Linked DNA regions of Homo sapiens: region 1 is linked to region 2. A link is a contact called in ENCODE Hi-C data. All regions are on one chromosome and are shown on one strand. Each heading gives the region's core, a stretch centred on a gene start or an enhancer-like site at or near the end of the contact. The rest is flanking DNA. Distances are from core to core; before and after follow the strand shown.

Region 1 (4,119 bases), core at 357-2,856, 170 kb after region 2:
CATGGGCCAAGGCTTTGGGGAACATAGTCCTGTTGGTGAATGCCCATGTCAGGAAAGGACACTGAATGACAGACACATGAACGCTGGAGCTCAGAGCAAGGCTGGTGGCTCCCCAAAACAGTGGCTTGGGAGAGAACAGGCCAGCTGGCAGCACTTCACTGTGTGATGCAGACTGTACCCTCTGCTAGGCCACCAACCAGAGGGGCATTCCTGGCTGTGGAGAAGGGAGGAATGATGGAGCAAATTCAGAGGGATCCCAGGATCTATTTTGTGTTGTCTTATTCTCTGCCAGTTCTTGCCTTCTCTCTCTTCTCCTCATCTTCAGTTAAGAAAAATGGAAGCACAGTGTGGGGGGTAGCCAAGACCTTGGACCAACCTGGATGCTAATTTCAATCCACAACACTGGACGTAAGCCCTGGCCAGCAGTCCTCAGCTACTTTCAGCTCAGCCACCCGAGGCTCCTAGGGCTGAAAATACCCGAGCATCTGATGAAGCAGCTGCAGGTTAAATTTAGCCCTGGCGAACCTGGGACTGATCTGGGTGCTAGAAGCAGCAGAGCAGACTGACTGACGCACCCAACACAGGTGTGAGGGCCAATGATGGCACCTGGGAGGGAAGCACCTGGGAGGGAAGTGGAGCAAGGGAAAGAGACAGAGCAGGGCCCAAAGCCAGTTCTCATCTTGCAGGAGTGTGACAGGACCCGTCAGCCCGGCACTGCTGTTAGCGGATGCCAGGCAGGTAGCATCAACGAGCAAAGCAGAAAGATGTACAGAAAGGGGAAGGGTGGGATTGTGATAAACTGCAAAGCAGATGTCCCACCTAAAACCACTGGAATAGCCTGGGCGACAGAAGGAGACTCTGTCTCTAAATAAACAACAAAACCACTGGAATTTAGGTTTTTAAATAACATCATGTTAGCCAAATAAAATCCTGCATTTGATCTGCAGACTCTTAGTGTGATACCCTGGCCTAGTTGAATGGAGAAGCCAACCCCATGGCCACTATTTCACCATCAGCTATTTCATTCTTTGTTTCTTCAGAGTCTCCTGTTAAAATCCAAACAGACCTCGGGCTTTGAGCTTTCTTAGCTAACTCGGTTATTCTTACTGATCTCTTTAAAGAAGGAAGAAAGGGGAAACAATCAGCGTGCATGAATAAATTAACTGGTAAATTAGCACCTAATATGTTCAGAATCAACTATTTGTTACCTGTATTGAGCAGCAGTTACTGAATGCAAAGAATTCCACTCAACTGGGGTTGGAGTCAGACAGGCTTTGGTCTCAATCCTGGCTCTGCCATCACTGGGAAACTAATTAACTTCCCCAAACTGCAGCTTCCTCTGCGTAGGGTGGAAATCATATGCCTTTCTTGGATTGTTATGAAGATTAAATGAAATAACCCAGGACAGTGTTCGACATGAGATAATTCATGCTCAGTAAATGGTGGATGAACTTTAATCATCTGAAAGCCAGGTTCTGTGGGACAGGGACTAAGAGTGGAAGGGGAAGAAGGCAGTGGGAGAGCCCTTCACCAGCTCACAGCTTTCCTGGAGCCGGCATTCCAGCCCGGGTCAGGCCTCATGCAGAATCAGAGGGCTTCGGAGCCACGTGGGGCCACACTGCCCCCCTGTGCCCATTTGCCACACTGCGGCTGCATTCATGCAAAGCTGCCATTTGAGATGCAGAATCCGGCCAGAAGACCACGACTTCACCATTGTCTCTACTCCGCTGGAACCCCTCCCTGCTGTCTTGTGCTGAGCTGGGTGGTTGTGGAAGCCAATTATCTAAGACTGCAATAACCTGTGTTGTCCAGTCACCCAAGCAAGCTACCCCCACACTGGGGAGCACATGTCCAACTTCCCTGAGCCAGCACTCACCCACAGATGGCCAGGTACTGCAATCACCTGGATAGATTTGGAAATAAATACCCACTGACACCCATCCAGACCTACAGAATCAAAACCTCTGAGGATGGGTCTGGGGGATCCATATAAAAAGAAAAACCTTCCCAAAGGAACTTACATTCAGCCGATTTTGAAAACATACTGCTTTAACCCCTTACTGGGCTGCTCTGCAATACCTCTTCGGTCTGACTTGGTTTTGTAAGTGACACAAGCAGAAAAACACTGTGCTCTCTGCACTGAAAATGAGTATTCCCATGGAGCTGGAGAAGCAAGGAGGTAAGGAGTAGATGAAAGGAAGCAGACAGAGCAGGAGGTAGAAAAAAGGAGATCCTGAGGAAGACACAGAAAGGAAGGAAAACAGGCACAGAGAGAGAAAGAAATGGGAAAGAAGAGGAAAGGGAGGAGAACAGAGGGAGGGAAGGGGGAGAGAGATATAAAGAAATACATGAGAAAGATGCAGCACACTCCTAAACTCATGATAGCATTTGCTAGGGCAGTGATAACCTACGCCAAAACAATAGACATATAGTAGATTAAGAAAAAAAGTATTTCAATGTAGGCATAGGATTCATACCTACAATATGCAAAAAAAGGTTCTACATATTGACAAGGATATAAAAAACGCAATGGAGAAATGAGCAAAGACATGGAGAGAAGATCCAAGTAGCCAAGACATGAAAAAGTGTTCAGCTCACTAGCAGTTTGGGAAATGCAGATCATTATTGTATACCTATACTTACTGGCAAAAATCAGAAAGCCACTTACTTATAGCTGAGTGGGATGTAGGGGAAAGGATTTCTTTAAATCTTGATGGCAAAAAATATAAATTGTTACTGAACTTTGAAAAGCTATCTGACGTCATCTAACAAAATTTACCACTCAATCAATCCACCTGCTCCATTCTGGGGACTTGATGCTCTCAAGATAAAAGCACCAGGACACATCAATATTTGCACAAGAATGCTAATTGCAGCATTGTTCCCAGTAGCAAAAACACCAGTACAAAGAAAAAGGCCATTAATAGGGTACTGTTGAATAAACACTGATAGATCTAGCCCATTCAATATGGCTTTATACAGCAATTAAATGGAATGAATAGAGCCATATTGGAGTTGAAATTTAAGGAATGAGGTACTGTGTGGAAAACAATCATTAAAAATATAGGGTAAAAGTGTTCATAATATTGCTCCATTTTTGTAAAACAACATAATGATAGAAATTTCTGTTGTGTATATGTGTACGTGTGTGTGCAGGGCTGGCATTCAGCCAGTGTACACTGATAAAACCATATTGGACATTTTAGCAAGCGTTCACTGTGTTTGGTTGGTGCTGTGCATACTGCAGCCAGTACGTATTTGCTACATATTTTGAATGTCATTCCTGCAATATATGCATTCATATTATTGTATATAAGTATATAATAAATATGGAGAAAATATAGATGGCTGCATTGTAGGCTGTTAACATGGATTACTTGGAAAGGAAAGGAGACTTCTTTAGGTAGGATAAGGGAAAATAAAAGAGGGGATAACCGATCTAATAAGGAAAAGACAAAGACAGCAGGAAAACCTGTGTAACACAATCATAAATATGCTATGCACTTCTGTAAAAATATATATATGTTTCCAAGTATATAGCATTTTGAAAATATAAATGTGAGAAGCTTGTATTAGTCAGCAATTGTTGCAATCATGCCATGTAACAACCCAAACCCAAAAATCTCGGCAAGTACAATAAAAGCATGTATTTCTCACTCACGGATCAGTGGGTTGGCTGGTGTGACTGCTTTAGGCTGTGGGTCAGGCTCCCTGTGTCTCTCATTCTGAACCAGAACCACCTGGGGCATGCTCTTCTCATGGAAAATGGCAGTGGCACAGGAGGGAAGCTAAGCCATACAAGCACACGTAAAGCCTCTGCTCATGCCTCATTCACTTGCACTCTGATGTCTGAAGGAAGTCACATGGCCAACCCAACATCAGTGGGATAATATGTTCTTCCCATAAAGGGGTGGCGGGGGTATGGGAGAGGGAGAGCAAATGCTTGCTAAATGAAAATACAGTCTCCCCCAGAATCCTGTGGAAAGCTGGGCAAGAGAGGATGATTGTACCATGGAGAGAGCTCTCTTGGGGAAAAAAAAAAAAGAGAGAGAGACAAGTGAAGACAATGCCAAGGGCATGTTGTACAAATGGCCTAGTCAGTTGAAGAACACAGATAGC
Region 2 (4,071 bases), core at 535-3,034:
AATTCTCCAACTCTCTCCATCAGCCATGGATTCCCCTACCAGAGAGATGGTGGGTTTTCTACTGATGCTTCTACCACACTGCCACTGTGCACACTCAGTGGGTTGCACTGAGACCAAGGCTAGAAGCCACAGACACAGGGCACTTACTTCATACTGCTTCCTCTTCCAAATATTTATTCTTTGCCAATGTCTTTCTGCTTCTGTTCTCTCTCTAGTGCCTTCAAGTAGTTGCTTTTTGCTTTATGTTTAGGTTTTATAGTTGTTTTACTGCAAGGGAATTTTTCACAAGGGTCTTATTCCATCATCACTTGAATCGGAAGTCCCTCTCAGTTACCTTTTAAATTCAAGAATCTTGTCACTCAAAGTCAAAACATTTTCTCCAGGGCCTTGCAGAGACTTGTTCACATAATGAAAAATGTCCGCTGAGAAGGCAACTTTTTGTAGCCATTGTTCATCAAAACACTTAACGAAACTTGCCCAGTATGATATTGAAAGTACTTTTGAATTTCATCTTTTAGCTCAAACACCCTGTTGAAAATGCTTCCTCTGCTGAGCCACCAAATTTCTGTGTATAGCAGGATATTTCTGTGGCCTTTATCGACACCTTTTCAGTTTTAAAAGTATTCTCAAGTTAGCCTTTATATAACAAAGATAGCCATTTTGTAATATTATCTAAAACTTTCATTTCATCTCCAAGAATGTTTGACATTCTCTTTGAAGAAGCCAATGTGTTGTGAAAATGTGAGAAACTTTTTTCATTTAATAAGATGCAAAAGCTCTCATAGAACCAAATTTGACAGAGCACTATCAGTGTTCATGTCAATGTAGTTCTTAGACCTTTTGTTTATAGATATGAAGGCCAAACATTAATTATATCTTGGCCTTTCCTTGTTATGGGCCACTCTTTGTTTTCTTGAATTTCACAATTACTTGCAAATCTTACAAATGCTAAGTATGACATTTATTGGTGAAATCCCCTGACTCATCAACCTAGAAAAGGAAGCTGCGGTTTTTCAGGGTATGTCACAAAACCTCTTCAAAGTTGTGTGACGTGTCATCAATACTTCACCATATGACACTGTTTGAGGCTGTGGAACCTTTTCAGTTTCTTGTAGTGCATCTTTTCCTAGCCTTTGATTCACAGTAATTTTACATGATCACATTGTTAGCCTTACCAACTGTGTGACTTTTCCTGTTTAAGACAGTAAGTTCTGCTACTAAATAACTTGCTCCCTGGTCCTTTTCACTGAATGTACCTGTTTCTTGTTTGTTTGTGTGTTTGTGTGTTTTTAACAAGAGTTACTGTTTGTTTTAAGATTCTAATAGCTGCTTAAAGTAATCAGCATCTTTACTTCTCGAATACCTATGACTTATATTTAAGGGTTTTTGTTTTGTTTGGGTTTTCTTTTTTTTTTTTTATTGGAGCCATTCCCACATCTCTAAGTTGTTTGACATAGCAGGGATTGGCAAATGACAGCCCATGGGCCGAACCTCACCAGAGGCCTGCTTTGGTACAGCCCTCAGGGCTAAGATTGGCTTTTACATTTTTAAAGCATTTAAACAAGCAGACAAAGACAAAGAAGAATATGTGACAGAGACTACATGTGATCTGAAAAACCTAAAATATTTGCCACCTGCCTCTTTACAGAAAAATCTTGCTGGCCTCCTCACATGGATGATTCTCAATAAAATAAGAAAATTTGGATAATCAGCCTATAGAAGCTCCTTGGTAAGGGTCTTTCATCATAAAGATGGACTTTTTCTGTGTCCTTTGTTCCAATCACACAGGAAAATGACTCAGAAGGTTATAATTCATCATCACTACCCTTATCAGGGTTATCCCCAGGCCTAAAATTTTCCTCTTCCATCTCACATCTCACCTTCAAAAATTACCACATTGGGTTATCAAACATGTTTATAAAATACAAACATGAGTTAAGTGTAAAACATAAGAGCATAGTAAAATTTAAAAATCCCCCCAAACTCATCAATCACTGGAGAAATCACTTTTAGTCTTTTTCAACCTATGTTTTGCCATGTTTGTAACCACAACAAAACTGGGGGCAGGAGGTGGGGCAGGGTGCAGCTGAGCCTTTAGAATGAAAATTAAATTTCCCCTCATTTTTAGTTATACTAGCAAAGCTTGTTTGGTCCTGTGAGTCATCCTGTAGTGCATAAGGGGAGTTTAGGGGAAATAGTTAGAGAAGGAAAAACTCATGTCATCCATTTACCACCCCTCTCGTCTGTGCAATATAGCACTCATCAGTTACCAGTAACCTCCCATAGCTTGCATCATAAACCAAACTGGGCACAAACAAATACAATCCTATTGCACACTGCCACAATGGGGCTGAAAGACCCCGAATGAAATTGCTGACATGTCTGCTTAGCCACTATCTATCCTCAAAGTATGCAAACTTCGAAAGTTGATGTCTAGGTTTTAAATCAAAATCTCTTACAAACCCCTAGTGATGACATATTGAACTTTAAGGTTTTGTGGAAACCAAATTGAGAAACATTGGACCAGAGTCTCTGTATTCCAAAAGATTATCTTTCATTTGTATAATCTAAAACTCCCTTAAGTCTTATTCTTCTCCAAAACTCAAAGATCTACCCTTCTTCAAAGATAAATTTAATAATCACTGGCAGAATTAAAACAGATTGTTCTCACTCTCAGCCATCAATATTTTGGAAAACATCAAGTGCGGAAGTAAGCATCGTGACTCTGTTACAGTAACAGCTCAAATATCCGGAAGAATGTGGTAAGTCTATAAACACGTTACCACTAAAGTGCTCTCAGAGTCCATGGGGAAGTGAGATCACTAGATAGAGGAAATCAGGAAGGGTGTCATAAGTGAGGTAGCACTTACCACAGATCTCAGGGAAGGGAAGCACTTCTATGGTCAACATGACAGGAAAACATTTAGAATGCAGAGAATACAATTTCTAAAAGCATGGAGGCAGAAATTTATGGAGCAGGTTAGAACAATAGTATGTGGTCCCATTTGGCTAAAGTATAGGTGACATGTAGCGGGGAAGGGAAAGGAATATTGTATTAATAAAGTGCCATGAAGCCTGAATGACAGCCGGAAGGCCTACAATGCTAAGATAAGGAGTTTGATTAAGTCGTGAGAGCTATTGGAGGTTTCTGAGCAGTAAGATGACATAACCTCATGAAAAGTATGAGATATGATTAATATAAACCCATCCCATATTGTGCCCCTTTGTAAGCTACCTGTACGGAAGAATGTGAATTGTTTCTGGCAGGATTTTTGTTGAATATATACCTTTTCTTTCATTTTCTCCAGTGAGCAGCAACACACCCTTGTAAGACAGCTGGTAGGGTTAGGAGTATTGCCTATGTCAGTGGAACGAGTTCCTCTGTCTCAGAACAGATGGAAAGCATCACAGAAGTAGGAACAGAATGAGGCCCACAGATGGCAGAGTGGTCAGGATTTGTCAAATTCTCATTAATGTATCAAACCCCCACATGGAAAAGCATAGATCCTTGTATAATCTTTGTGTGGTACTTCTGTCTGAAGAAACCCTATAAAAGCAAAAAATTACTCTCCCATGACATTACAGAAGGGAGCTGTTTGTAAAAGCGTTGGTTTCTTCAGAGGTTGGGGTCCACTGATGCCTGGCTCTAGCTTTCTCCTGCCAAGCTGCCTAATTTTGCAATTCCAGCTCAGGCTCAAATAAAACCATGCTCCAGGGTTGCCATCTTGAAGGAAGGAGACTTCATTCTGGAATCTTTGTGATGACATAGGTAAAGCACTAGAAAGGGTAGTAGATCCATGAAGAGACCAGAAGGATAAGTACAAGAAGACAGATATGCTTTACAAATAAGGACTCTCCAGGATGAGATACAGACTGTGAGCAGGCAGATAGAACATTACATAAACGTGAAGGAGATCATGGGATGGCCACCAACTCCTAAAGTGTTAGGATGAAGTGGACAGCTCTGAAAGCTTAAAAACTGCTAAAATTGATTAATTTTAAAAACTGTTGGTTTTACATTCTGTATGACTCAATATATGTAGGAATCTTGAGAAATATCAAGAAAACACA

Evidence for each region. Hi-C counts contacts between places; a loop is a spot of excess contacts on that map. Pooled maps may share reads with other maps.
Region 1: a loop to region 2 is called in a map of PC-3, with 4 times the contacts of the local background. The contact joins two enhancer-like sites. A Hi-C loop is called at or near these places in 2 of 168 maps with a recorded cell type or tissue (GM12878 and PC-3), 4 of 37 single-sample maps with no recorded cell type and 9 of 50 pooled maps.

The regions. Positions count from the first base shown.
Region 1 is chr7:106,174,363-106,178,481 of GRCh38, reverse strand. No RefSeq gene overlaps it. Among named protein-coding and RNA genes, the nearest start is that of SYPL1, 64 kb to the right of the region's middle. RefSeq lists a silencer at 1,598-1,737. Within about 2 kb of position 1,606, at least 9 of the 41 ENCODE cell types and tissues checked have a DNase peak (open chromatin) inside an H3K27ac peak, as active enhancers do.
Region 2 is chr7:106,343,749-106,347,819 of GRCh38, reverse strand. No RefSeq gene overlaps it. Among named protein-coding and RNA genes, the nearest start is that of NAMPT-AS1, 61 kb to the right of the region's middle. RefSeq lists an enhancer at 484-1,683. Within about 2 kb of position 1,784, at least 4 of the 41 ENCODE cell types and tissues checked have a DNase peak (open chromatin) inside an H3K27ac peak, as active enhancers do.